7 separate regions of the Homo sapiens genome follow, and regions 1, 2, 3, 4, 6 and 7 are each linked to region 5. The links are chromatin loops, found by intact Hi-C in ENCODE. Cell type or tissue: endothelial cell of umbilical vein. All regions are shown on one strand. Region 1 holds the start of LOC124903727 (a long non-coding RNA gene). Region 2 has its middle 47 kb from the start of NUDT7. Region 3 has its middle 62 kb from the start of NUDT7. Region 4 overlaps ADAMTS18 (ADAM metallopeptidase with thrombospondin type 1 motif 18). Region 5 has its middle 6.8 kb from the start of LINC02131. Region 6 overlaps LOC105376775 (a long non-coding RNA gene). Region 7 overlaps ADAMTS18 (ADAM metallopeptidase with thrombospondin type 1 motif 18).

Region 1 (4,000 bases), 300 kb after region 5:
GCATTGTGCTAGGTGTTACACATATTGCTGGGGATTTCTTTTTAAAATTGACTCTAATAAGTTTATTTAGATTAAGGGGTCAGCAAACAGTTGCCACCCAGCCAAATCTGCTCCCCCAATACCTGCCTGTTTTTATAAAGTTTAACTGGAATGTAGCCATGTTCATTTGCTTAATATATTGACCACAGCTGCTTTAGTGCTACAACGGCAGTGAGGAGTACTTGCAACAGAGGCCGTATGCCTATACAGCCTGAAATATTTACTATCTATCTTCCCCTTTAAAGGAAAAGTTTACAAACTCCTAGTTTAGATAATTTGATAACAAGACTTGCCCTTAAATTTTAATTGAGACAGAAACTACAGTCAATTATAATGCATATGTACATTTAAGAAAAATTAATGTAGTAACTTTTTAAAATAAGAAAAATCCATTTAAAGGGCTACATTTTTCCCTGGTTTTCCTTTTGTTATGAAGTATCTTTATAAATTTTTCATATGGCTGTCTGGAAGAAAGACAGTTGAGTTGTCTACTTTTGAAAATTTTTAATTGCACACTGAAATCAGCGACTCCTAAGAAGCACCAACTCTGTCATGCCAACTCAGAATGTGGCTGGGCACCGAGGACCTAATTCCAGAGCTGTCTCTGACCATTTCTTTTTCTGTCCCAGTTTTGAACTATGTCCTCCACTACTGCAGCTGCACAGATTGTCTGGAATTCTTTAAATCCTGTGATTAACTCCCTAGGTGTGTCTGTATTTGTTTCTGCATTCTTAGAGCAGCTTCTGTATTTCTGGAGCTTCTCTTCTTTATGAGTGAGTCACTTAACTGGGAGACACACACTCTTGGGCTAGATAGATAGCATTTGCCTAAAACCCTTCTAATCAGATCAAAGGGATCACACTTGTTAGGATAGATGCTGTGGACTGTAAGCACATGTGCCTGGCTCCAGCCAATCTGTTTCATCAGCAGGCATCTTGTTAATGTCATGAAGCATGGGAATTCCTTCTGTTTGATGTCACTGACCTCAGTAGAGTGTTTCTGACTCCTTCCTCTTCTCTCTGCTGCAGTGCACAGTCACCTGTGGGGGAGGGGTCCAGACCCGGTCAGTCCACTGTGTTCAGCAAGGCCGGCCTTCCTCAAGTTGTCTGCTCCATCAGAAACCTCCGGTGCTACGAGCCTGTAATACAAACTTCTGTCCAGCTCCTGAAAAGAGAGGTAAAAAGGCACCATGCTCCAGTCAACTTTACTAGTCTTTAGATAATTTTTTCAAAGGCTACTTTGTTAGTAGTGCAGCCTGTGACATTGTACAACTCTAGGGTAAGCCATTCACCCGAAGTCTATGTGACAGTGCTCCCTGGAGTTGTATAAGGCACCACTCTGGGGAAGTTGCTGTCCAAATAATCTTTTTCAGACAGTCTCAGTCTGTCATGCAGGTGGGAGTACACAGCTCACTGTAACCTCTGCCTCCCGGGTTCATGCCATTCTCCTGCCTCAGCCTCCTGAGTAGCTGGGATTATAGGTGTGCACCACCACGCCTGGCTAATTTTTGAATTTTTAGTAGAGACAGGGTTTCACCATGTTGGCCAGGCTGATCTCGAACTCCTGGCCTCAAGTTCTGGGTTTACTGTCACAAGCCACATGCCCAGCCTATCCTAGTGATCTTGTTTGCATGGGTCTGAAGGGAATATTTAATTGCTACAATAATGCTTTTTAACCATTATTAATTTGAAAATGGGAACATAAAGGTGAACAACAATAGCCCTCAAGGAGCTCATATTTTAATGGAGGAGACAACTATAATCCATATATAAAGATGTTCATGTTTGTTGAAGATATAAAAAATTCAGAAATCAAAAGTAATAGTCATCAGTGAATATGTATTGCCCTAGGACTATACCTAAATGTTTTCTTAAAGTTAGTTCAAGGGAAGTGCAGTGAGTACTGATAGGAAAATGGAAAGTCTGAGTAAACTGTACCATTCTTCACTATTTGAAGTAATCTGACAAATGCCAGGAAATATCTTTCAGCCTAATCTGCTTGCCTCGTGCTAAAGAATCTTGCACAAGACCAAAAAAAAAATAGCTCTGTAGCAGTTACTCAGAGCCAGATCATCCTAGTCCATGCTGGGATACTACATAGGGAAGAAATGAGCAAGCGGTCATGTTCTTCCAGACTATCAGTGATTTCTCATTTCCACCCTTAATTACCAAAGAAAGATTCAGCCTAGAAGGCCACCAGCACCCCCAACGACAATGACCAATTATGAAATTGCCCAACAGTATCTCCTGGAAGGATGGGGAAAGTCAACATGCACGTATGGTCCAAGGAGGCCATTTGTCTTGTTATTTTTGGCTCACCCAGCACCTAATACCACAATGGGCACGCAACAGGTACTCAATAAGTCTTAAATGAATAAATGCATGAGTGTAGGGCTACATGAAAGATCATGTGAAAAGTGCTGTGAGGTCCTCGATCTTGTTCAAAGCCAAGTCACCAAGCACCTTATATACCTCCAGCACTCTTCTAGGGATGAAAGAATACAGCTGGGTCCTATTCTTAAAAGGTCCTGTTCTTAAAAGAAAGCTACAACAACAAATAAGTGGTGGAATATTCACAGTGTTACAGTGATGGTCAGTTCTACCTGTGGTGCTGGAATGAGGGGAGTCATAGGGTGCATATGAGAAATGGCTTATTAAAAGAGGAGCTTGGCTGAGTGCTGTGGCTCACACCTGTAATCCCAACACTTTGGGAGGCTGAGGCGGGTGGATCACCTGAGGTCCGGAGTTTGAGACCAGCCTGGCTAATATGGTGAAACCCCGTCTCTACTAAGAATATAAAAACTAGCTGGGTGTGGTGGCAGGTGCCCGTAGGCCTAGCTACTGGGGAGGTGGGAGGATCTCTTGAACCCAGGAGGTGAAGGTTGCAGTGACCCGAGATTGCACCACTGCACTCCAGCCTGGGCTTTTTTTGAGACCCTGTCTCAAAAAGAGGAGTTTCTCTCTGTGCCTCATGGCTGAGTCAGGTGGCTTTTGGAAGAATAAAGGATACGAGCCCACGTGTTTGTTCTGACCCAAAAATGTGGCCTACAGTTTACTAAGTTGAGGATTTTCTCCCATTCCCATCCCAAGTATAGGGATGATTACATGCTTGGCAGGGTGACTACTATGAATGTCGTTTGAGTGTATTTTCTGGCTGTGAGTTTTCAGAAAACATTAGTGAGCAGTAAGGAGGCGCATGGTGACGGAAGAAGATTCCGTTCTTTGCCTCTTCTCTGAGCCCCCCACTGTGGACCAGGTACGGTACTCTGCTAGGCACTGTGAGAGTTTCCTCCCCTTATGGAGCTTCCACTTGGGTAGAAGTTTCTACCCATTGTAGTCACTTAAACTAGACCCTAGAGAAGACCATTCTGCCCATGGCTGCATCCTCCTGTCATCCAGTGTCACCAAACAGCTTTGTTGTCCCCCAGATCCCTGCCCATACTGAGTGCCAGTCTAGGGGCAGTCATTGTATATCATCATCAGTGTGTGATGCCTTATCTGGGTATCTTGGTTGGATCTCCACCTTGGGGAAGCCATCCTTATGGTTGCACTGTACATATTATACATAAAATTCTCTTCAGAAAAGAGAGAAGGCCCTAAAGCAGTCATACCACCCAGAGACTTGTGTCACACTGCATTGAAACTGGGTGTTTACGTGTCTGGAAGCTACCTGGGCTGCAGACTAGTCATATTAAGTTAAGGATGAGCAGGCACTCAATACTAATAAGCTGCTCCTCATGGAATCCCACATCTTCAGATGGGGGCAGGCAGCATTGTACAGTGGAAGGAGCAAGGACCCTAAAATCATAAAAATAGAGTTGAATCCACACTGACTTGACACTCAGTAGCTATGGAGCTAGCTATGGAGCTTTGAGCAAGTTTTGAACTTTCTGAGCATTCATAAAACTGGGAAATAATGCTTACTTCGAAAGACTGTTTTGAGTATTAAAGAAGGTAATTCC
Region 2 (4,000 bases), 92 kb before region 5:
TGTTTTTGAGACAGAATTTCGTTCTTGTTGTCCAGGTTGGAGTGCGATGGCACCGTCTCAGCTCACTGCAACCTCCGGCTCCCGGGTTCAAGGGATTCTCTTGCCTCAGCCTCCCAAGTAGCTGGGATTACAGACGCCCACCGCCATGCCTGGCTACGTTTTTTGTATTTTTATAGTGACGGGGTTTCACCATGTTGGCCAGGCTTGTCTTGAACTCTAACCTCGGGTGATCTGCCCGCCTCAGCCTCCCAAAGTGCTGGGATTACAGGCGTGAGCCACCGCACCCGGCCCCACTGGGTTATCGTGAGGGATTATAAAAATAATTTATATGGAGAGCTTGGCCCAAATTAGGTATCACAAAACATAGGCTATTAGTAACGGTAGTTGTGGTGTCCTGTAGAATCTTCTATCAGAGATAGAAGCACTGTTTTGTAATTATAGTTTAGAAACATCTAGAATGTGTTCAGATGTGAACTATTTGAGGAAGGAAATATCTTCTTATGTTCTTGGCATGAAGCACCGTGCCTGTCACACTGTGTTCCTCTATAAATATTTTTCTACTCATTGAGCTGAATGGTGCCTCATTTTATAGATGAGAGAAGCAAGCTCAGAGATGGTGAATGGTTTCCCTAGGTTGCATAATCTGTGCTATGATGGAATCCAGTATTTCTGGTCCTTCGCCTGAGGCATTTAGCCCGGTTAGCAAAATAGAACGATTGGCTGGGAAAAAGCTGGGAAGTGGGGCAGATTCATAACACACTGGCCAGGCTGCAGATCAGGAGGGTGCTCATGTTTTTAGCTGGACCTCATGGTTGGTTGCCTGAACCACTGTCTCCCTAGCACCTTTCATACCCTGAACTCTACTTTTCACTGTGCCTACCCAGCAAAACCTTAACATTGTGTCAGTAGTGAATTTTCCTTCCCTATTCTTACTCCCAGGCTTCTGAACTTTATGGCAGAAACCCATGTGACTAGGCAGGATGCTACATTACAAATTTTTGGATTCCAGTGCTTAATGAAGTACCTGGGACATAGTAGGCACTTGGTATGTCTTTGAGAGAGTATGTGAATGAGTGAATGAATTAACATGTCTTAGTTCAAAGTCCTGTAGTTGTCTTTGGTCAGCTCCTCTCCCACCTCCAAAGTCATTGAAGGCAATATAAGAGCAGCTGTGAGCCCATTCTCTGGAGTTTAGACCCAGTGGCACCATTTCCTATCAGCATGCTCTTGGGCAATGCACTTCATCTCTTGTCTTTGTCCTCATCTAACAATAGGGATCTCTTTGTCCTCATCTAAAAATAGGGATAGTAAGAATATTGACTTCATTGGGTGAGTGAGAGGAATTCATGCATTAATTCACGTAAAGCACTTCGCACTTGCCTGGTACATCAACGAATATTGTCCTATTATTATTATTATTACTCCTATAACCAACACAACCTCTGACTCCCAAACTGGGGAGGAAGATTTTGCTCTTGACTTGAAGGAGAGATTTGGATCCCTTAGGTGTGAATGATCTCACATTCTAAATTCCTACTCCCAGATTTTAAACCAGGGAGACACGTGGTCCAATTTGTATTCTAGAAAGAGTACAACTTCAGGAGAGTTACTTCAGAATAAGCCAAAATGTAGAACTATAGAAATTTAGAGGAGAAATAAGATTTGAGGGTCATTTATTAAATAAGATTTGAGGGTCATTTATTAAATTTGAGGGTTATTTATCAAATACGCCAAAATGTAGAATTATAGAAATTTAGAGGAGAAATCAGATTTGAGGGCCGTTACTTTTAATGGCGAAAACTGCACTTACTTTTGCAACCTAATAGAAAACTTTCACCATCCATTTGGGAAAATTGCAATCCACAGTTGAAGTGACTACCAGACTGACTCCAGGTCTCGGGCATATTGAGTCCCAGCTCCAAGTATTTAATATTTCTCATGCTGTCATCTCTTAGCGCACAGGCAAAAATGTGTCCTGTGCTTTTTAACCTCCTCTGACGCTGGTGGGTCTGTGCCATCCTCTCGTTTAGGTCTAACGGGGAGAATGTGTTGTATAATCCTGCCCTCTGCTGGATAGTGTGCATATTGCAGCAAAGGGAAGTGCATGAGAAATCCGTCAATAAAGCCAGCCAGATGTCAAACTGAAAGATTCTCCCTGCAAGGAGAAATGGCAATCCTGGGGTTCCTTGGGGTGTGTGTGAGGGATTTCTTGGAATTCTGGTACCAGGATGGAAAGCGTAGTCTTTTATTAAAGGAGCGGGGGCCGAGCAGTGGGGGGTGATAATGTTTCTTTCAAGAGGAATATTGGAAGCGGCCACTCCTTTAGCCACCCGTGTAATTGTCATTCTTTTACTAAGTCTCAAACTCTTTCCGTATTACTAAGAGGTGTTTTGCAGGAGTCCTGGTCTATTCTACTTTGTAAGTCTGTGAACATTTAGAAATTGGTTTATCAAGTCCCAGAAGAGTGCATGCAATGAATCTACCCTGTGGACAAAAAAATTTGCCAAGCATAGTCAGTTTTATAAAAGATGATCAAGTTAAACCGGGACTGAATGTAGCTATGAGTATAACCATTATTATGTCAAGAGGGTGACAGCTTCACAACGAAGCCTGTAATTCTCCATCACAGCGTTTATCTTGCTTATTGAATTCCTTAGACTTTCTTACAAGGCTACAGACTGCATAAGGGCAGGGATCATATTCACCTTATTTTGCTGCTGTAGCCCCAGAATTTAGTAACAGTGTCATGTACACACGAGATCCTCAATGATTAGTTCTTGCCTGACCAACTGAAAATCCTGTTGACTGTCTCTAAAGTCGTGTTGATAGCTGATAGGTGAAAAGTTCCTTTGTGTTTTTGGATAAATATCTGCAGTGTGGGTCATCGTGTTGCAATTGTTTAGTCTTCGACTGTGACCACAACACAAGGAATCCATGGAACTAAAAGTACATATTTGAGCTTAACTTTCTGAGCATTGAGGCTACCAACTCCTTAAAGGGGCAACCATGTGAGTAACAAGGCTTAATTTGATTATTTACTAATACAAAATGTGTGCTTTTATTAACTAGGGTTAGAGTTTTGCATTTACTGGCAATGAGAATTTGGGCAAGCCATTTATTGACGCTAAGCTTCTGTTTCTGTATGTTTCTGCGTGGAGATACAAGTAGTATCTATTTCATAGTTTTGTTCTGAAAAATAAACGAGTTAATTTATTTAATTTACTTGGCTCCAAGGCTTATACGTGGAAAATGATCCGTAAATATTATCAGTAAAAGAAGCGGGAGGAAGATACAGGAAGGAGAAAGAAATAGCTATGGTTGTTTTTTCAGATACAATTGGTGATTTCATTGCCCTTGTTATATTACCTATTAGGCATAATGTTTGTTAAATCTCATTAATTCAAACTACCTTTTTTTTTTTTTTTTTTTTGAGACCAAGTCTCGCCCTGTTGCCCAGGCTGGAGTGCAGTGGTGCAAACTCAGCTCACTGCAACTTCCACCTCCCGGGTTCAAGCGATTCTCCTGCTTTAGCCTCCTGAGTAGCTGAGATTACAGGCACCACACCTGGCTAATATTTGTATTTTTAGTAGTAACAGGGTTTCACCATGTTGGTCAGGCCGGTCTTGAGTTCCTGACCTCATGATCCGCCTGCCTCGGCCTCCCAAAGTGCTGGGATTACAGGTGTGAGCCACCGCGCCCGGCCTCAAACTCTTTTTTTTTTTTTTTTGAGACAGCGTCTGGCTCTGTCGCCCAGGCTGGAGTGCAGTGGCGCGATCTCGGCTCACTGCAAGCTCCGCCTCCTGGGTTCACGCCATTCTCCTGCCTCAGCCTCTCAAGTAGCTGGGACTACAGGAGCCCGCCACCGCTCCCGGCTAATTTTTTGTATTTCTAGTAGAGACGGGGTTTCACTGTGTTAGCCAGGATGGTCTCGATCTCCTGACCTCATGATCCACCCGCCTCGGCCTCCCAAAGTGCTGGGATTACAGGCGTGAGCCACCAC
Region 3 (4,000 bases), 76 kb before region 5:
ATAAGGAAGGGGCATAGGCTGTGAGCTGGAACTTGCCTGTGAACATGCCTAGCACAAATATATTGGTTAAAGTACAAGGACATAGAATGTACTACGTGCCTGTGAGCATGTCTACCACAAGTATCTTGGTTAAAGTACAAGGACATAGAATGTACTTATTCCCTTATGTCTAACAGCTGCATAGGATAAGGCTTAACAAAGAGTTATTAGCAAAAAGCAAGAAGGCTTTCAAGAAAGTCTTTAAAAGAAACTATTATTTCTAATATTTATTATTATTATCCTTTAACAAGAATGGAAACTTTGAAGAGAACTTTTTACTTTCCATAACTAGGTATTCTACATTAGCACATCTCAACCTTTAACATAAATCACCCACAGACCTTGTTGAAATGCAGATTCTAAATCAGCAGATCTGGTGGGCCTGAGGTTCTGCATTTATAACAAGCTCCCAGGTGATGCTGATGCTACTGACCTGAGACCACACTCAGAAAGCCTATGTCTATACAAAAATCTGCACACAGATATACTTATAGCAGCTTTACTCACAATCGCCCATACTTGGAAGCAACCAAGATATCTTTTAATAGGATATAGTAAGGTAAATATGAATAGTTTGTGGATAAACTGTATACATTCAGACAATGGAATATTGTTTAGCACTGAAAACAAATGAGCTATCAAGCCATGAAAAGATATGGCAGAAACTTAAATGCATATTAGTAAGTGAAAGAAGCCAATCTGAAAAGGTTAGATCCTATAAAATTCCAACTATATGACATTCTGGAAAGGCCAAAACTATGGAGAGAGTAAAAAGATCAGGGATCACCAGGGATTAAGTGGGAGGGAAGGATGGACAGGTGGAGCACAAAAGATTTTCAGGGAAGCGAAATTACTCTGTATGATGCAAGTGATAGACACGTGTGATTATGTATTTGTCCAAAGTCATAGAATGGACATAAAGAGTGAACCCTGATGTAAACTGTGACTTTAGATGATAATGGTGTGCCATTGTAGATTCATCAGTTATAACAAATATACCATTCTAGTGTGGGACATTGATAATGGGAGAGGCCATATGTATGTCAGAAGTATATGGATATGTCTCTACCTCCCTATCCATTGTACTGTAAACCTAAGACTTCTGTAAAAAAAATCATTATTTATTTATTTTATTATTTTTTATTTATTTATTTTTTGAGACGGAATCTTGCTCTGTCATGCAGGCTGGAGTGCAGTGGTGCGATCTAGGCTCATTGCAAGCTCCGCTTCCCAGGTTCACACCATTCTCCTGCCTCAGCCTCCCGAGTAGCTGGGACTACAGGCGCCCGCCACCACGCCTGGCTAATTTTTTTGTATTTTTAGTAGCGACGGGGTTTCACCGTGTTAGCCAGGATGGTCTCCATCTCCTGACTTTGTGATCTGCCTGCCTCGGCCTCCCAAATTGCTGGGATTGCAGGCGTGAGCCACCGCGCCCGGCCAAAAAAATTATCTTTTTAAAAAAATTCTCTATTCATCCCTCCCTCCCCCTCAGCCCCTGGCAATCACTGATTTTTGTTGTTGTTGTTTTTACTGTCTCCATAGTTTTGCCTTTTCCTGAATGTCATGTAGTTGGTGTTATATAGTAAACACAGACACACACATACACAGACACACACACACACACACACGGCAGGGGAATGCACATGGTTAATGATTTTTTTTGTTTTTTAATGCCATTTTTGTAAAATTCAAAAGCTACAAGCCCCGATGACAATGGTCTTTGGACTCCTGGTTCAGAGTGATTTGCAAGCCTCATTGAAAAGTCCACTAGGGGGAGAAGTTTAGTAGCGTTGGAACTCTTCTCGTCAGCCAGAAGTGATTTTTTTTTCCCCTTGAAGAGTCTGCTTCTCAATAAACAAAAGATCACTCTCAAAATTAAACACTCCCATGCCAGATGGCTTGATGTGCGTGTCCGAAGATTTTCCTGAGGCACGTGTGAATGAATGTTCAGCAGAAGAGTGGCGGGCGTCTGGGAAGAGCTGATGCTTCCATCCCATGGGCAGCCAAAGGGTGGGCGTCTGGGAGCAAGAGCCTGAACATCTCCAAAGATCGCGGCTGTGCGTGTTTATTCACAATGAGTGAAACAAACTCCTGGATTGTTTAGGCATTGTTGAGGAGATCGCACTAGGCTCCCACAAGAATGCTGCATACACAGCAGGGTTGTTCTCAGTACAGGTTAGGGGCAGACACCCAGCAGTGCTGAGAGATTCTTCCTGGGGTAGGACAAGTGTGCCAAGAAGCATATGCTATCCAGAGAGAGGGCACCTTTACTCACTGTAGGCTTTTAGCTACAATGTATAATTGGAATGATGTTCTCAGTGCTAAACCTCCTAAGATGATGTTTGCCATAGTGCCAGAGGTTTAACCATCAAGGAATAATGTTTTGGAAGCAGTGGCCCTAGACAGCCATCATTTGTAGACACTTTTCTCAATTTCTGCCATGGCTGTGTGCCACGTTTCTTTAGTTTCCTTTAAACAGAGTCATTTTACTTAGGATAAAATAAGTTATTTTCAAAAGAGGCATATAGCTATTATAATTGGGAAAACAAGTTCCGTTTGCCATAAATAGAAAGCATGTGTAAAAATAAATTCAACAAAGACACAACCATATTACTAAACTCTAGCTAGAGACTGTGCCCTCCTCAAGGTTTTGAAACTGAGATCTGCTCCCTAGTAAACAAGGGAATTAGCAAGTACTAGAAAGAGGTGTAAAAGATGTTTTAGTTCCCACATGATTTTTTTTCATTTTTTCCCCTTCAACAAAATAATCAAGACGCCTGAAAGGCTGAGAGATACAGAGCTAGGGACAGAGTCCTACTAACTTAGTGTATTAGTCCATTTTCACACTGCTATAAAGAATACCCGGCTGGGCGTGGTGGCTCACACCTGTAATCCCAACACTTTGGGAGGTCCAGGCGGGTGGATTACCTGAGTTCAGCAGTTCGAGAAACCCTGTCTTTACTAAAAATACAAAACTTAGCCAGTCATGGTGGCACGCGTCTGTAATCTCAGCTGCTCAGGAGGCTCAGGCAGGAGAATCGCTCGAACCCAGGAGGCAGAGGTTGCAGTGAGCTGAGATTGCACAACTGCACGCCAGCCTAGGCAACAGAGCAAGATGCTGTCAGAAAAAAAAGAAAGAAAGAAAAGAAAAGAAGGAAGGAAGGGAGAGAGAGAAAGAGAGAGAGAGAGAAAGAAAGAGAAAGAAAAAAAAGAAAGAAAGAGAAAGAAAGAAAGAAAGGAAGAATACCCAAGAGTGGGTAAAGTTTAAAGGAAAGAGTTTTGACTCACAGTTCTGTATGGCTGGGGAGGCCTCCAGAAACTTACAATCATGGCGGAAGGCAAAGGGAAGACAGGCATCTTCACACAGCTTTTTCTTTCTGTGTCATTCAGAGTTACTTAATGTCTGCATAGCCAGCCAATCTGTGATCCACCCAAAAACACCTAACGTACCACCAGTGGAACTCCTCTAACACTTGGGTGAACACAGCTTTAACTCAAAGAGATGAAAGCATCACCTGCCAGAAAGCTCTTCCTCTGCTGCCCCAGAGGTGAGAAGCTGCTCAAGTCCTTCAAGAAGAAGGAAGCTGCAGATCTAACCCCAAAACTGCGTTGTCAAAAATAACAGATAAACTAGAATTCAGAAGCATCCTGTTACCTGGCTAGCGGTCTGTATTTCTCTCTTTGTTTTAGCATCTCCAAATAAAGATATTTGAGCTAGTTTTGTTGACCCTCTGGGGTGAACAAACTAAGGTCTGTTCACTAAGATTGCTTAGGAAGAATTTGGACAAAGTCTGCTCCTCATTTCATCTCCCCCATCACTCAACATTCTGTTTGCCACTAAGCCTTGCAATTTTTGCAGTCTGTTCCCTGGTTTTCATCCTACATGGTGCTGCCATTACTCTAAAATATCATTTGCTGTTGCCTGAACATTAATAATGCTTCTGGCTGGGTGCGGTGGCTC
Region 4 (4,000 bases), 280 kb after region 5:
TGGGATCAGATTTATCCTAAGTTGTTGCCTTTTTGGAGGTTAAGTCTATTCTAATGCATGTATTCCAATTGCTGATTCTGAACATGTTTCTTTTCTTCTTATCTGCTCATCCTAGCACACAGTTAACAAATTCTCTTTGGGAAAATTTTCTATGGAAAGTATATTGGAAACACATTTGGATTCTGAAGTTGATGATAGCAACTCTAAGTGGGGGTATTCTGTGGGTTTTGGAGTGTTTCCCTTGTTTCAACTTCCACTAGCACCCAGGAGAGAGCTTGTAAATTGTGACCTAGGATAGATCATAAAAATATATATATGTAGATTCAGTTTTAACTATTTTCTGTAGGGTACGACTATGTGTGTTCACCATGCTAGGTTTTTAAGTTAGGGTTTAGACCCAACAGTATAACCTTTCTTTCTTCTTTATGATACATATATGTGTGTGAGTGTGTGTGTGTATGTATGTGTTTGTGTATACGTTATGGGCTTATGGCAAATGTCAATCGTGTTTTGCTCTTTAGCATCTACCTAAATCACAGTTTTGATAACATGAAGGGACACATTTTAAAGTGTCCTGGGAAAGCTTTAAGTCAACATAAAACATACTTGGGAACAATGAAGTATACCAATGTTAAGGTCAAAATGTCATGTAAATATCTTTAAAATGTTCAGTAAGATTTCTGGAATTCCAGGGTCTGACCTGTATCTTGATCTCTGATTTTTATCTTACACTGTCCAGATTCTGATGCAAGGCAAAAATCCAGGGATAGCTTGGAAGTATGCACTTCCCAAGGTCATGAATGGAACTCCACCAGCCACAAAAAGACCTGCCTATACCTGGAGTATCGTGCAGTCAGAGTGCTCCGTCTCCTGTGGTGGAGGTAGATGATTTTCTCATTCTGTCTCCAAAGTCTGTCTCTCTTAAAACAGGTTCTTTCACTCCAGGCGTCTTTAACATAATATGGTTTAAATAAGCCACCCAAGAACTGTCTTTTATGAGAACCATCACCATAAAAGCAAATATTATGGCATTAGTTAAGGGTTTTCCTATGTGGTAAGGAATCAACTCTCACAAAGCTCAAATCAACCACAACCAAGGCTCAAAAGTTACACATCTAAAACTTATGGGAAAAACATATAAAATATATTGAATTATTTACAAATAGAAGCATATTTATATTATATATATATGTTTAATTTTCAGCTTTTAGTTTCCGCCAGTCTTGGCTTTTCTGTCATTATTAACCTTCCATTTGGAAGTTATAAAAGCTAGGGTCAAGGCAAGTGAGGACGCATACATGGCAAACTTAAGATGTCTATCTGAAACATGGATATCCCCTCAGGGGTAAGGTCAGCAAAGGTTCTCTCACTAGAGGAATGGATTAAATCTGAGACAACCCTTGCAAGGAAGGAACAACAGCAACCATCTACTGGGTGAGTAGAAGGAAGGCGTTTTATTTAGATGTGAACAATGTCACATATTTGGGGGTTAAACCATTGTCACACTTGCTCATTTGGGAGGAAGAACAAGTGCCCAAAATAAGTTCCTGAAACCACAGCATGAATGTTGGTCTCTCATTTCCTATTATTCAGAGCACCTGGTGACAGTGAGACTTCCTACTGGTTCCATCCCACTAAGCATAATAAGGCTTAGAATCAGAGACAGAGCAAAGATACAGAAAATGAAGAAATTCTTATGTCTGAAAGGCCTATCTGTAGGTCCATGCTAATTAACAAAGTATGAAAAAATACTTTTTTAGGATACATATATAAAATAATTAAAAGGTAATACATTTTCTAGTAATACCCATTTTAAAAGCAATGGGCTATTAAGAAGAAAGGTAATCCCCATAATTTGTAAACAGGCAATAGCCAATGTTAATATTTTGATCTATATCATTTGTTTCCCTAGGCACATGTAAGCAAACATGTGTTTGACAGACTCACATACCGTGAGTATCATTTTGTATCCCTCTGTACTGAAATCATGTTATAGACATCTCTTCACACTGTTTCATTTAGTCACAGATTATGAGGTCTTTCTCATATCCAGTGTTTCTTGAGAACATTTCCAATAGCTTTCTGGTATTCCAGGGAGAGCACAGTGCCTTGGGAAGGAGAGAAGTTTGATTTGCTTTCCACTTACAGAATCTAAATCCAGCCAAGAGGAGGATGCAGAGGAAGCCAGTTGTGAAATTCTCGCCTTGCCCTGCCTTAGCAACCCCTTCGCATGACTCACAGACCCTGGTGTGTCCTGTGTCCAAGAGAAAAAGAATTCAGATGAATAAGTCCTATTAAAGTCAACGGTTAACTTCAAGGAATGTTGATTTTTTGTTTTTGTTATTTTTTCTTGAGATAGGATCTCACTCTGTCACCCAGGCTGGAATGCAGTAGCACAATTACGGCTCACTGCTGCCTCGACCTCTGGGGCTCAAGCCATCCTCCTACCTCACCGTCCTAAGTAGCTTGGACTGCAGGTGCCTGCCACTATGCCTGGCCCGTTTTTTTCTTTTTTATAGAGATGGGGTTTTGCCATGTTGCCCAGGCTGGTGTCAAACTCCTGGCCTCAAGCAGTCCGCCTTCCTTGACCTCCCAAAGTGCTGGGATTATCAGTGTGAGCCATCGTGCCCGGCCTTGATGTGGTTTTCGTAAGTGCCTCCTGAAAGCAAACCTGCTTCAGCCCCAGGAGCTGGACTAACTGCTAATCATTATAGCAGGAGTGACTTATTCTTTCTCAGATTATATTTGAAGACAAAGTTCCAATGTAAATAAAAAACACAATTCAAAGGGGAGGCAGCATCTCTATTTGGGGAACTAAAAAATACAATTATTCACACATTTTTAAAAAAATATATGCCCCTGATAAGAAGTCCTGAAATTAATGTTGAAAGCAAGGCAGTGGGATGCCACTAAGGAAGCAAAAGCAGAGGCCGGGTGCAGTGGCTCATGACTATAATACCAGCACTTTGGGGGCTGAGGCCGGTGAATCACTGAGGTCAGGAGTTCAAGACCAGCCTGACTAACATGGCCGTCTCTACTAAAAATACAAAAATTAGCTGGGTATGGTGTCACACACCTGTAATCCCAGGTATCTGGGAGGCTGAGGCAGGAGAATCGCTTGAACCCGGGAGGCAGAGGTTGCAGTGAGCCAAGATCACGCCACTGCACTCCAGCCTGGGCGACAGAATGAGACTCCATCTCAAAAAAAAAAAAAAAAAAAAAAAAAAGCAAAAGCAGAGCCCTGGCTGATAGGTTTTAATACATATTTAGTGAGTTCTACTCTTTGCTTTTATGTGCCCCATGCTCTTAAGAAGTATGAGATATTTCATGTTAAGGCAAAATCTTAGGGTTTCCATATATAACTCACGAATGGTTTTTCTTTGAAGAACATTAATCTGATAATAAAGTTTGCCTGGGATGTTACCCTTTATAGTCATTCTGTTTTCAAAAGGTTGTATTTATCAATTTATGGTTCTAGTATCCACATCAGTCTTGAAAACCAATAATCTACATGTTACAATTATTAAAATATAAAATATATTATTTTAGGGAGGGGAATGGAATTCAAATTAGTTGCAAATTTCATCAAAAGGAAGCGTTCCACAAAATATTTGGATTCCATATCTGAAATAAAATATCACAATGCTGGTAAATCAGAAGCTAAACTTAGAACCAAATTGAAATAATAATCTGTAATTTTCACTTTGTCACTTCTGATGTCTTACCAGGTTACATAAATGTAAAGGCCATTTGCTTGCGAGATCAAAATACTCAAGTCAATTCCTCATTCTGCAGTGCAAAAACCAAGCCAGTAACTGAGCCCAAAATCTGCAACGCTTTCTCCTGCCCGGCTTAGTAAGTCATTTGGAAGTGTCTTTTTGTTTAGTTTTGTACTTGTATGCCTTCATTGTTGTTATGAGATGATGAAAGCTCACTGTGAATACTGCTAATGGAAAGTGATTCAAAGGTAGACGCAATACTTTAAAAAGTAATAGAAGAT
Region 5 (4,000 bases):
TGCCAGGTGGGAAATGAGTCAGGACAGCACAGTAGGTGGGAAATGAGTCAGCTAGAATCTTTTGCCTTCTCTAGAAACAAAGACACTTAGACTGATCCACAAGTGAAGGGATCTTGGCACGTGTTCTGCTCTGGGATGAGTGCAGGTCCCTTACAGTAACTCTCCTGATGATCCTCACTTCCACCCCAATTTACTTTTACCTAGCACCAGTCTGAGGCCTTTTGTCACCAACATAAATATCCTTTCAGCTTCCCCTTTCGATGCAGGAAATAACTGCTAGTAACGGCGAAAGCCAAGACTGGACCACGTCACACGAATTCCACTCCCGAACCTCTTTTTTTTTTGGGGCCAATTAGCTGAAAGGGTTCGGGGAGCTGATCACAATCACTCATTGGGATCTTTCAGGAAGCAGGGGCAGAAATGAATTGATGGAAGTGGGTAGCGCTTTTCTTACGTTATTGGCTTTACTTGAAAACTCTGTTCAGGAAATTGTGGGCATTCGTTAAAGTGCTGCTTTGACCCCTGACTTCCATGGACTCACTGTGAAAACAGCTGATTGGTGAGATGGGAGGATGAGCTGAGTAATACAGGACACCATGACGTGAATCACAGAGGCCCAAGCTCTTGCACATTGCACAGTGGCGGTTTCTCGAATGCTGGGAGTGCTTCAAAGTCTCCACCTCATGATGGGCAGGTCCGGGGGTTACGCCCGGGAACCATAACTAGAAGTGGCTGTTTGGTGGTTATATGCAGGAAACTCTGTCAACCCATTTTACAGGTGAGGAAATTCAGCCTTAGGAAGTCTGGAAATGTGTCCGAGATTACACAGTAGAGATTCATACATATAGTCATCTGATCTTTAAAGCGGTGTTCTTTCCATTTTATCATCAATCATTGAATGCGATCCTAGGAGTTTACCCCCTCCCACCACTCTCGTGTAGAATTTCCTTTCTGCTCTGTTTTGTCAATATATCCAACATTTGGAAAATCAGTTGTATGTTGCATGTGTGTTTCCCCAAAGGGTGACTTTATGTCTTAGATCTCAGAAGCTTGGAGGGTGCTTGATGTTTCAGAGTGGCAGAGACTAGACATTTCTATAGGGTTTTCTACTGACCACGCCAGCTACCAGTGGACTGAGAACAACTCAGTATGGTCTTGTCGCTTGGCTTAGCTTAGAGTACAATTCTTGTAGATGGTTAATGTGCTTTGAAATAATGCTAATGTTTACCCTTATTTCTCAGGGCCAGAAAATGGACAAGATGAAGCCTCTAATCTAAGAATTAGGACAAAGAAAATGTACTCACTAGTGCCAGGCATGGTGGGGCGCACCTGTAATCCAAGTTCTTTGGGTGGCCTAGGCAGGAGGATTGCCTGAGTAGGTGACAGTGAGCTATGATGGCGCCACTGCACTCCAGCCTGTGAAACAGGGTGAGACCCTGTCTCTTAGGAAAAAAGAAGAAAAGGACTGACTTTTTTAGTAACCAAATAAGTTGCATTGTTTCCTTCTAAATTGCTCTTTGTTCTTCTTGGAAATATATTATTGCTTGTGCAGACTCTCAGGGACTATACATGGTAGCAAATAAAATTATTATCATTTAATAGACTCTAGGAATAACATGGGCGTCAGAGGTGTGCTGTTTCAACCACTGTCCACAAGGTGGCAACCTCTCCAAGGAAACTGAGACCAAAATCTAGTCTTTAAGCAACTATTATTATTTAAATGCTTATTGGGCAACTCCAGCACGCTTGGCACTGTACTGAATACTTAAAAGATTTAGCTTCTGCCTTCGAGGGGATTACCAAGTAACGAGTTTCAACAGTCTCTTGAATTAGACTATTTCTCAGCCTCCTGTGTCCGTCAGTCACTGTAAATCCTGGGTCTGTATCTTTAAAAGAGAGTAAGATGTAGAACAGAAAATAAATTTCATTGAGTCCTACTGTGTGCCAGGTATTGAATAGGCACTTTGCATGTGTGGTCCTCACTAGGAACTGTCAGGGGCGTGATGACTGTCCCATGTTACAGAAAGGAAGTTGGATAGACATTTTAATATTGGAATTCTAATACCACAGAGCTAGTCAATGGCAGAGGCAAATTACAAAGCCATAGTTATCTGCCCCTACAGTCTTTCCACTGGTCACTGTCTCACTGCAGAAAACTTGTGGAATACATTATTCCCAAGAAGTGGTCCAAAAGAAGAAATAGCCACAAAATCCTTTAGATATTTGCATTGATGTCATATCCCTAAGGAATGCTTGTGAAGGAAGACTCTAATTTTTTGAGCTATTCCTTGACTCTTTAGGAATGAGTCTATATTGGCATATATATGTAGAATATATCTATATTCAGTATAGATATTGGCATATAGCAAGGTCATATTGTCAGGCTCACAGCACTGTACTCCAGCCTGTCCAGCCTGGGTGACAGGATGAGATATTGGCACATGTATATATATGTGCCTATATCTATATATTCAATATAGATATTGGCACACACACACACACACACACACACACACATCCCATCTACACTTTCTCGCTTTCACATTTGAAAATGCTGCTGTAGCGGTGAATGAAATATTGGAGTTAATGAAACTGAGATGACCCCAGGAACAGACCCTGGAATGAGGATACAGGTACAAGAAGAGACTCCCAGGGAAGAGCAAGAAGTGGGGAGGCAGGGCAGGACAGGGGAAGATGCCAAGGGAGATAGCAAGTTTGGGCAAAGTCCTCCAGGGGGATCTTCAGCCTGATTCCATAAGGAAGACTTAGGAGGGCAAGCTACACCTTAGAATCTGGGGCAGGGGAGATGAGGATTTCCTCCTGCTGCACCTTGCAGTCATTTGTTAAGAGCCAGGAGGAGGGGAAGGACATAGGGACATACATTCCAAGGAACTTGTGGCCTCTCATGCTTGTGAGCAAGGCTGGCTTCATTTGCCCGAGATCAGAATCTGTTAAGAGCTCCTGTTGCTGGCTGTTTTAAGTAAAAACACACAGAAGCCAGGGCTGTACACATGCAGCACAAAGATACTCCGGAGGATCTGGGTGGGGTATCAACACTGCCCCCACACGTAGTAGGTTCTTGGCATTGAAACTTTTATGTTGATGGTTTTAAATCCTTACTAACACCTGTGATTTGTAGTATTTTGCAGCTAGACTTCAGCTATTAGAGTAACTTAGCAAGTCACTCAATCATACCTGATATAATGAATTCTAACCCATTTCTTTTCTGACCTGCAGTGATTTGCTAAAGATTCAAAATCCCGGGAGGGACTGCTTAATTTGCTTAAGTTAGCCTGCTTTCTCCCTGTCTGGCTTCAGCTGCCCAACTACGATTGGAGTTATCTGGATTTGCCATCAGACAATGCCTGCCCTATGCAAGAGCAATCAAGCCCAAAAGGAAGGAGAATGGGTGGTGAGCTGCCAATAATGACAAACTCCCACTAAAGTTCATAGATACGAAGCAAGCAAGACCCTCTGGCCCACTTTGAGCCAAATCCAGACCTCATTGTGGGGTGGTGCATGAGCTGGGGAGTTTGATCTGAGACACTAGCTGGATGTCAACTTTCCAAGTCACTAGTGGCCTCTAGGATTAGAAGCTTCAATCTCTACCTTTCAGAAACCCCTTTGGGTGTTTCAGTGTTGGCCAGGTTGAGGTTTGGCAGCACATTTCTGGGGAGACAGACCACAATCATAGTGTTGAAAAGCATACATTCAGAAAATGATAGGAAGATCATGGAGGCGGGATGGGCTTTAAATAATTTTAAATAAATTTCCAGAGTGAAAACTTCCCAAGGCAGCTGCTGGTGATGTTGGGATCCCAAAACACCCGGGAAGAGCAGACCTTAGTGTATTTACATGCCATGCAGACGCAGCTCTTCCAATTTCCCAATCAGCTCTGCATTCCCTGTAGGAAGCACTCACATTACCTGGGATACCACAGAGGCGTTGATGCCCTTGGCACCATCACTTGAGGAAGGATGATTTCACCCGTTTGCTCTCA
Region 6 (4,000 bases), 84 kb after region 5:
TGGTCGGAACGCAGGCTTCGTTCATCCTTGTTTTGTCTGCAGAAACTCTTGCTCTTCTGTTCCCATAAACATCTACATTTAGCTGTTGAATTCTTTCCAGGGAAGGCCTATCAAAATTCTTGAAGGGTCAGAGATGTAAGTGTTAGTTATCTCATGTGCTAGAAGGAGCTTTAGAGATTATATAGCATAATCCTTTCATTTCACAGATGAAGAAACTGCCGCTTGAGAAGGGGAAATGTCTTGTCCAAGTTTACCCAGGGAAAATCCCAGGGTAACCTTTCAGTTCCCCTGAAGCTTCTCCTATAGTCATAGTCATTTTGACATATTAATGAGGAATGAAAATCCCAGAGGTGATGTTGTTGACATAATTGCACAAGCCTTCTAAGTAACTTTGTCAAAATGGGAACATCTCCATAAGAAACAAAACTATTTAGTAGACGTTGTTTAGAGGTAAGAATTTTACTTACTTCAGAGTGATTTCTATGCACAGTTAATTAGCTTAGGAAGCTCTTTGTTTGTAGAGGAATGTCCACGGATGGTCTCCCAGGGGTCTATGACCCCCTGAAATTTAAAACTTCCTGTGTGTTTTCAAATGAGAGGGCTGGGTACATGTTAGAGCCCCCAGAGTCAGCCAAACATAACTTCCCCTTAAAGAGTGTCCTACATGATAACAAAGGAATGACTCCTTGACTATCTTTTTTTTTTAATTGGAGAAACTTCTAGACTTTTTTTAATTAGACTGGCTTACACCCACTTTATTGTGTGTGGTTGTTGGTAGAGACTGAGAACACACAGTAGAAACTCAAACAATCCATCTTTTCCTCTGAAGCTTGATCAGTCAGGATCCCAGAATAGGACTAAGCTTAGAAAGGTATTGAAAACCAAATGCTGCATGTTGTCACTCATAAGTGGGAGTCAAACAATGAGAACACATGGACACGGGGGAGGGGACAACGCACACTGGGGCCTGTCAGGGAGGTGGGGAGGGAGAGCATCAGGGCAAATAGCTAATGCATGCAGGGCTTGAAACCTAGATGACAGATTGATGGGTGCAGCAAACCACCATGGCATCTGTATACCTAGGCAACAAACATGCACGTCCTGCGTATGTATCCCGGAACTTAAAATAAAATAAATTTAAAAAAAAGGTGAACACAGGGAATGCCATTGAATTTCCTGTTTTTCTTTGTGGATTTAAGTGCAAAGTCTAGGTCAAATACTTTGGCCTTAGAACTTGAGGAGGAAGGCTGATGTTGCATCTTAATATAAATACTTGGCTATTAGCATATGATATCCGAGTATTTCTTAATTCCTGCATTAAATCAAATCAGTATAAAATTACTCAATTTCACAGCTACTTCTCGTCTGTCAGTATGGTTATGGATCAGGAGGCACAGAACAACTCAAATATTTCTCAAGGGAAAAGAAGTTAACCATTTATTGATATGCATAGCTTGGCCTAACTAGGGAGAAGGCAGAGAAATGCTGTGTAAATTAACAGCTTCTTTAGCCCTTCTTTAAGGATCTGAGTTTATTTAGCTTTCCTAATACTCAAATTCATTTCTTGAAAGAGAAGAGAGGATTCTAGTAGAACCTTCTGACCTCCCTGTTATCACAGCACCTTTGTCCCTAACAGCCAGTGACATGTCAGTTCCAAGCCCTCCGCCTCCCTGATACCACCCCAGGGATGCATGACAAAACCATTCCTACCCCTGCTTCTCTTCTTTGTTAAGGGAGTGTTTCAAGGGCATTACTATATTACAAATGATTTGTTATCTTTGTGGTAACTTAAAAACCTTATACTTGAGTAATATATAACTTGTGTGTGTGTGTCTATGTGTGTGTGTATCTGTGTGCATCTGTGTGTGCATGTCTGTGTGTGTATGGGTGTGTTTCTGTGTGTGTCTCTGTGTGAGTCTGTAAGTGTGTGTTTGTGTGTGTGTCTCTGTGTGTGTGTATGTTTGTCGTATGGGCTTGACTTCCAGGTGTGTTATTATCTCCTTCCCTAGGACAACCTTTTTCCCAACTTGCCCTCTACATGGTTAATAATGAATCCACAGGTATTTTGGACACCTGATATTTTTATCCGTGGTGATTGGAGCTGCGAACAAAAGGGATAGACACAACATTTTTTATGCTACTGTAGGGAATACAATTTCACTTCCTTTCTCCCACTGTTTGCCAAATACCCACAATGAACAAAGCACTAGGGGTTGGAGGAAAAACTCCACAAGTCTTCCCTTCAACGCAGTGGCCGTTCTATATACACATTTTATAACAGAACGGCCAGACTGGATCATTTTGATTTCTCAAGTCTGAAATGTAATGAACATTTCTTATTTGAAATGTTTAAAATGTGAGGGAAAGGGCAGCCTGCCTGCCTGCTGGTCATCATGAGAAACTGTAATGTGCGGGAGGTACCGTGGAGGAGCCGTCCTGCTTGGGAAGTGATGGCCTCTGAGGGCGTGCCAAGATCAGCAGAGATCTGGCCTCATAAATCCAGGCTTTGAGTCATCCTAGTAGCGTTGCCCCTGCCTCCCAGACTGCATGCCCATTTTCCGTCCCTGCTCAGCCTGTCAGGAGCCCTGGCCTCTGCTGTGTTGGCTGAGCTGGGTGTCTGTTTTCATGCAGGGTTCTGGAAAGAATCTGGTGGCATGTGGCTTGTTCTGAGTCCTCTATAAAATGCTGCTCACTTGTTAATTTCTCTTCATTAGGTCCTTTGCCAAAGGATGTGCTAAACACAGGGATCAATGCTACCATGAGAGCATTTCCACTTGCCAAAGTGTGAAATGTCAACTCTACAGCTGCAATCTTCACAAAGAAACAGAGTCCTTTATATCCCAACAAAGCACTGGAGAGTAATTCTAGGGGTAGATGTGCAAAGTAGGTCATAGGAGAGAGTTGGAACATCTAAGCCCCTTGAAGCAAGGGATGAGCTCTGAGCACTGCGACAGGCACCCCTTGGCTGGCTGGTCCTGGCTGACCTCCCCTCTCACCTCTCATTCCTCCTCTCCTTACCCTCACAGCTTTGTCCTCTTTGAACTACTCCTACTGTGTTCTTTCTCAGTGCTAGGATTTCATGCCTGTGTTACCACCGTCTGGAACATCTTGTCTTCTGGATACTCTTGGCTACGTCCATGTTGTTCTTTATGATTCTCTTTGCATCTTTTCTGCTAGCAAGCCTGCCTGCCTGCCCGCCTGTCCGTCCTTCCATCCTTCCTTCCTCCCCCGCCTCTGACTCTCTCTCTCTCTCCTTCTTTCTTTCTTTTCTCCCTACCCTTCCCTCCCTTCCCCTCTCCTCCCCTCCCCTCCCCTCCCCTTCCCTTCCCTTTCTTTCCAGACAGGGTCTCGCTCTGTTACGCAGGGCGGAGTGCAGTGGTGCGTAATCTTGGCTCACTGCAACCTCCACCTCCCAACTTCAAGTGACTCTCCTGCCCCAGTCTCCCAAATACCTGGAATTACAGGTGTACGCCACCACGCCTGGCTAATTTTTGTATTTTTAGTAGAGATGGCGTTTCACCATGTTGGTCAGGCTGGTCTTGAACTCCTGACCACAAGTGATCCACCACCTTGGCCTCCCAAAGTGCTGGGATTACAGGCGTGAGCCATTGCACCCCCAGCCGTGTGCGCCCCCAGCCATGGCAAGCTTTTTAGAATCTTCCAGATGGGGATAAATATTCCTCCTCTGTGCTTTGATAGCCCCTTGGTTTTACCCCTTTATAAAATGTATTCATAACTCTTAAGGCAATTGATTATTTTTCCTCGTAAACCGAATGAAAGAGAATCTGTTTTCAGAAAGAACCTGTTGGATACATGCAGAAGAAAGATAAGAGTCTAGAAAATATCTTGGGATGTTGAGTCAGAGTTTGAATGCTGCTTTCTAGCTGTGTGATCTTTGGGACATTACTTAATGTCTCTAAATCTGCTTTCTCATTTTTAAAATGATGACAGTGCCACCTTATTTGTAGGACTGCTGTAAAGTTTGAAAGGAGATAACGGG
Region 7 (4,000 bases), 180 kb after region 5:
ACAGTATGTTCATAATATCCATCCATATTGTTATATGTAGCTGTAGTTTATTCTCGTTTCTTCAAAGTATCTCACCTCATGAATAAACCACTATTTATCTATTTTTTTGTTGACAGACATTTGGGTTGTTTCTGGTTTGGGGATATTACAAATAATGCTGTTGTGACTATTCTTTTTGCAGGTCTTATGGTTCAAATGTACTCATTTCTGTTGGCTATATTTATCTAGAAATGGAATTTCTCGGTCATCTAGCATGTGCAAATTCAGCTTCGGTAGAAAATGTCAGTTTTCTGAAGTGGTTCTACCAATTTACATTCCCACAAACTCTCCACACAAGTTCCACATGTTCCTCATCTTTGCCAGTACTTGGTATTTTTGTGTTTTTAAAGTTTAATCTAGAGTATGCTTGGTATATCATATAGTAAATCTGTGTCTCTCTGATGACTAAAGAAGTTGAGCAAATTTTTCACATTTACTGGACATTTAGATATCCTCTTTTGTCAAATATCTCCCTAAGTTTTTTGCCATTTTTCTATTAGATTTTTCTGGGTATGGCATCTCTTTGGATAATAGTATTTTCTTGTACATCCTGGTATGCCTTTTTATCCTTTTAATGGCTTTTTAATAATGAATCACTTTTTAAATTTTAATTTCTCGCAATTTATCAGTCTCTGGCTTCCTGTATTAAAATGCTTTCTTACATCCAAGATCATGAAAATATTTTCCAATGTAAAATTCTATAAGTTATATTTATTTGCCTTTACATTTAGTTTATAATCTGCTTGGAATTGAGTTTTTGGATGATAGGAAATGCAGGTCTAGCTACCATTTTCTCCCAATTGGAAATTCACCTGATACAGCATTTTATCAGAAAGACACTACAGGCACACTACATTGCTAGCTGATACTTGTCATAGGTGATTGTGTATGTGTTGGTTTGTTTCTGAGTTCTGTATTTTATTTCACTTTTTAAAAAAGTCTTTATTCTAATACCACACCTTATTAATTATGGTAGCTTTGTAACATGTCTTACACGTATTTAGGAGTATAAGTCCCTCATCTTTGTACTTTTGGATTGTCGTGACTATATTGTGTTCTTTGCATTTTAGCGTTAGTTTGCCAATTTCTACCAAAATTCTGCTGGGGTATTTATTTGGACTGCATTGAATTTACAGGCTAATATTTATGTTATTGCTTTTCCGTCTATGAACATGGTACATCTAATTTGGTTAAGTCTTAAATTCTTTTCAGTGGTGTTTTGTAGTTTTCATTATAGAGATCTTGCTCATTCTTAGATTGTTATTCGTGCCTGTTTGATATTTTTATGCTATTTAAAATGGAATAATTGTATTTATTTTCTAATTTTCTGCTACAGATAGGTATAAATAAAGTTGATTTTTGTATATAGACTCTTATTAAGAACACTCTCACTTATCAATTGTAGAAGTTTACTTATAAATTCCTTTCTCTTCAATTTTTATTTAGATTCAGGAGGTATATATGTGCAGGTTTGTTACATGAGTGTTTTGCATGATGTTGAGGTCTGGGGTATGAATAATCCTGTCACCCAGGTAGTGAGCAGAGTACCCAATAGGTAGTTTTTCAGCCCTTTCTCTTCTCCCTTCCTCTCCCTTCTAGTAATCCCCAGTGTCTAATTTTCCTACTTTATATCCATATATACCCAATGTTTAGCTCCCCCTTGTGAGAACATGCAGTATTTGGCTTTCTGTTTCTTTGTTAATTTGCTTAGGATAATGGTGTCCAGTTGCATTCATGTTGCTGCAAAAAAAATGATATTCTTTTTTATGGCTGTGTGTGTATGTACAAAATTTTATTTGTCCAGTTCACTATTGATGGGCTTTTAGGTTGATTCTGCGTCTTTGCTATTGTGTATAGTGCCGTGATGAACATATGAGTGCGTGTGTCTTTTTGGTAGAATGATTTATTTTCCTTTGGGTATATACCTGGTAATGTTATAAATTCTTTTCAGTTTTCTTAATATACAATCATGTTTCCTATGAATAATGACAGTCCTCCCCTTCCCCCAATCTTCATGGATTTATTTGTTTATTTATTTATTGTTTATTGTAGTGTCAAGGACCTCAAGTGTGGTGATAATTACAAGTGATAAAAGCAAGCATCTTTGTTTCAATCGTGATCTTGGAGGGCAAGATTTTATTTCACTATTATACATGATGTTAACTGTGGGTTTCTTTTGAGATACCCTCTATCAGATTGATGATAACACCTTTTATTTGTAATTCTCTAATAATTTATACCTATACATTATATTTTCAGCATCTATTTTGACCATATGATTTTTCTCTTTTTTTCCTCAGTAAATGGATTGGTTTTCCAAATGTTAAGCCAGCTTTGGCTTTCTGGTATAAAACTTACTTGGTTATGATGTAGTGTCACTTTTAGTCATTGCTAGATTTCATTTGTAAATTTTTAAGATTTCACATCTGTATGTTTGTGAGAAAATTTGGTCTGTAATTTTACTGTTGTACCCTTGTCAGGTTTGGGTATCAAAGTTAGACTACCTTCATAAAGTGAATTGAAAAATGTGGATTTTTTTTCTACTGCTTGCTTTGGGTTTAATATTTCTTTCATTTTCTTACATAGATTATTAGATCGTCACTTTCTCATCTTCCAACCCTGATATATTTGGAAGTAGGATCTGTGAGAGTGTAGTGAAGGTTAAATGAGGTCATAAAGAAGGGGCTCTAATCTGATAGGACCAGTGTGTCTTTATAAGAAGAGGGAGAGATACCAGAGATCTCCTTCTCTACCATGTGAGGAAACAGTGAAAAGGTGACCATCTGTAACCTAGGAAGTCAGCCCTCATCAGGAACCATAGTGGCCAGAGCTTCGATATTAGACTTTTTAGCCTCCAGAACTGTAAGAAAATAACTTTCTGTTGTATAAGCCACATGGTGTATGGTATTTTGTTAGGAAAGTCCTGGCAGACAATACAAGAGGTTAATCACTCAAGATCTCCCATCTATTAAAGCAGAGGAATAACTTTTGTAGGCTTAATACTGCTTTCTCACTTAGGAAAAGTTGAAATTAAGAACACACAGGAAGGGATCATTTCCTAAGGTTTATGTCCTCAACATCAAATTGAGTTGAAACTTGACTACAGGCCATCTGCTCATTCAAAGCATTACAATAAATCTGTCCTATTGATGATCAAAATGAGAGCTGAATTGGATGCAGGATTGGACATTGCAAGCTGTTCTCCCAAGTGGGATGGAAAGGTGCTCGAGGTATTGAAAAGGATTCTGCTGTTTCAGTTTGATTTTCATTCAGGATTGAAAAATTTTGAATGCAGTTGACCATGAGCTCCCTGTCTGGACATGAATTTGGATCCACTTAGCTGTCAACATGTGTCTGAGGAGTCCACATTTTCTCTCCCAGTCCCAGCCCAGGGGTGGCCAAGTGCTGCTTCAAGACAAATGCTCCCTTTGTCTGGATTTTAATGTCACCTTTAGTCAGAGCTGATCTGCCCAAAATCACTCTGAATTTTTTCCTCACCAGTGGCTAAGGTAATTAACAGCAGTGCTAAAAACATTCCCCCGCTCTGGGGGCTCTGGCCTTGTTAATTAAGACACTGTTCAAACATCCTTTTCAGCAAAAATTCTTCTGTGATACTCCCAGACTGTGTTAAGGATTCATGCTTTGAGCTCTTGGGGCTTATCTTTGTCATCATGCTGCACTGCAGTTACCAGTTTACTTGGCCATCTTCCTAGTAGATAAGGAACTTCTTGAGGATAGAGAGTGATTATTCTCATCTTTGCAGCTTCAGAGCCTAGCATAGAATCAGTCACCTTAGACGCAAAGGATCACAGAGTGCACTCTGTGAGAAATACATTAGAAAACAAGATGGACAGAATGACGTGGTTTGGGTTTAGGGAAGTTATATCCTTTCATTACACAAACAGAACAGACAAAACAGTCCAGCACTGTTAACTACTCCATCTACTATGTATTTGAGAGT

Evidence for each region. A loop is a pair of places that touch in the nucleus more often than their neighbours do. Peaks named below come from ENCODE experiments on the same cell type or tissue, not always from the same donor. Only the 100,000 strongest peaks of a DNase experiment are listed, where the experiment ranks them.
Region 1: a loop joins it to region 5, with 4 times the contacts of the local background. A loop is called at or near these places in 3 of 110 quality-filtered maps.
Region 2: a loop joins it to region 5, with 5 times the contacts of the local background. A loop is called at or near these places in 21 of 110 quality-filtered maps.
Region 3: a loop joins it to region 5, with 12 times the contacts of the local background. A loop is called at or near these places in 24 of 110 quality-filtered maps.
Region 4: a loop joins it to region 5, with 10 times the contacts of the local background. A loop is called at or near these places in 4 of 110 quality-filtered maps.
Region 6: it touches region 5 in a loop (6-fold over the local background); 2 of 110 quality-filtered maps call a loop at or near these places.
Region 7: it touches region 5 in a loop (11-fold over the local background); 6 of 110 quality-filtered maps call a loop at or near these places.

What each region holds. Positions count from the first base shown.
Region 1 is chr16:77,286,479-77,290,478 of GRCh38, reverse strand. ADAMTS18 (ADAM metallopeptidase with thrombospondin type 1 motif 18) reads left to right here. Exons shown (of 23, transcript NM_199355.4): 22 at 1,068-1,215. LOC124903727 (a long non-coding RNA gene) reads right to left here and starts at 1,203. Exons shown (of 2, transcript XR_007065122.1): 1 at 1,024-1,203. RefSeq lists an enhancer at 207-1,406. In endothelial cell of umbilical vein, no CTCF peak of the experiment used is centred here; DNase peaks (open chromatin) are centred at 1,038 and 2,018; H3K27ac peaks cover 2,750 bases.
Region 2 is chr16:77,673,981-77,677,980 of GRCh38, reverse strand. No RefSeq gene overlaps it. Among named protein-coding and RNA genes, the nearest start is that of NUDT7, 47 kb to the left of the region's middle. In endothelial cell of umbilical vein, a CTCF peak has its summit at 2,073 (motif pointing left); a DNase peak (open chromatin) is centred at 2,040.
Region 3 is chr16:77,658,426-77,662,425 of GRCh38, reverse strand. No RefSeq gene overlaps it. Among named protein-coding and RNA genes, the nearest start is that of NUDT7, 62 kb to the left of the region's middle. In endothelial cell of umbilical vein, a CTCF peak has its summit at 1,820 (motif pointing right); a DNase peak (open chromatin) is centred at 1,865; H3K27ac peaks cover 673 bases.
Region 4 is chr16:77,297,144-77,301,143 of GRCh38, reverse strand. It overlaps ADAMTS18 (ADAM metallopeptidase with thrombospondin type 1 motif 18), which reads left to right. Exons shown (of 23, transcript NM_199355.4): 17 at 740-881; 18 at 3,729-3,855. LOC124903727 (a long non-coding RNA gene) reads right to left here. Exons shown (of 2, transcript XR_007065122.1): 2 at 1-2,254. Among named protein-coding and RNA genes, the nearest start is that of SYCE1L, 100 kb to the right of the region's middle. In endothelial cell of umbilical vein, no CTCF peak of the experiment used is centred here; DNase peaks (open chromatin) are centred at 2,223 and 2,933; H3K27ac peaks cover 4,000 bases.
Region 5 is chr16:77,582,085-77,586,084 of GRCh38, reverse strand. No RefSeq gene overlaps it. Among named protein-coding and RNA genes, the nearest start is that of LINC02131, 6.8 kb to the left of the region's middle. In endothelial cell of umbilical vein, a CTCF peak has its summit at 1,654 (motif pointing right); DNase peaks (open chromatin) are centred at 14, 524 and 1,664; H3K27ac peaks cover 2,201 bases.
Region 6 is chr16:77,498,070-77,502,069 of GRCh38, reverse strand. The region is part of intron 1 of LOC105376775 (a long non-coding RNA gene); the gene reads left to right. Among named protein-coding and RNA genes, the nearest start is that of ADAMTS18, 65 kb to the right of the region's middle. RefSeq lists an enhancer at 210-711. In endothelial cell of umbilical vein, no CTCF peak of the experiment used is centred here; a DNase peak (open chromatin) is centred at 2,449; H3K27ac peaks cover 331 bases.
Region 7 is chr16:77,404,573-77,408,572 of GRCh38, reverse strand. The region is part of intron 3 of ADAMTS18 (ADAM metallopeptidase with thrombospondin type 1 motif 18); the gene reads left to right. Among named protein-coding and RNA genes, the nearest start is that of ADAMTS18, 28 kb to the left of the region's middle. In endothelial cell of umbilical vein, CTCF peaks have their summits at 1,491 and 1,706 (motif pointing left); no DNase peak of the experiment used is centred here.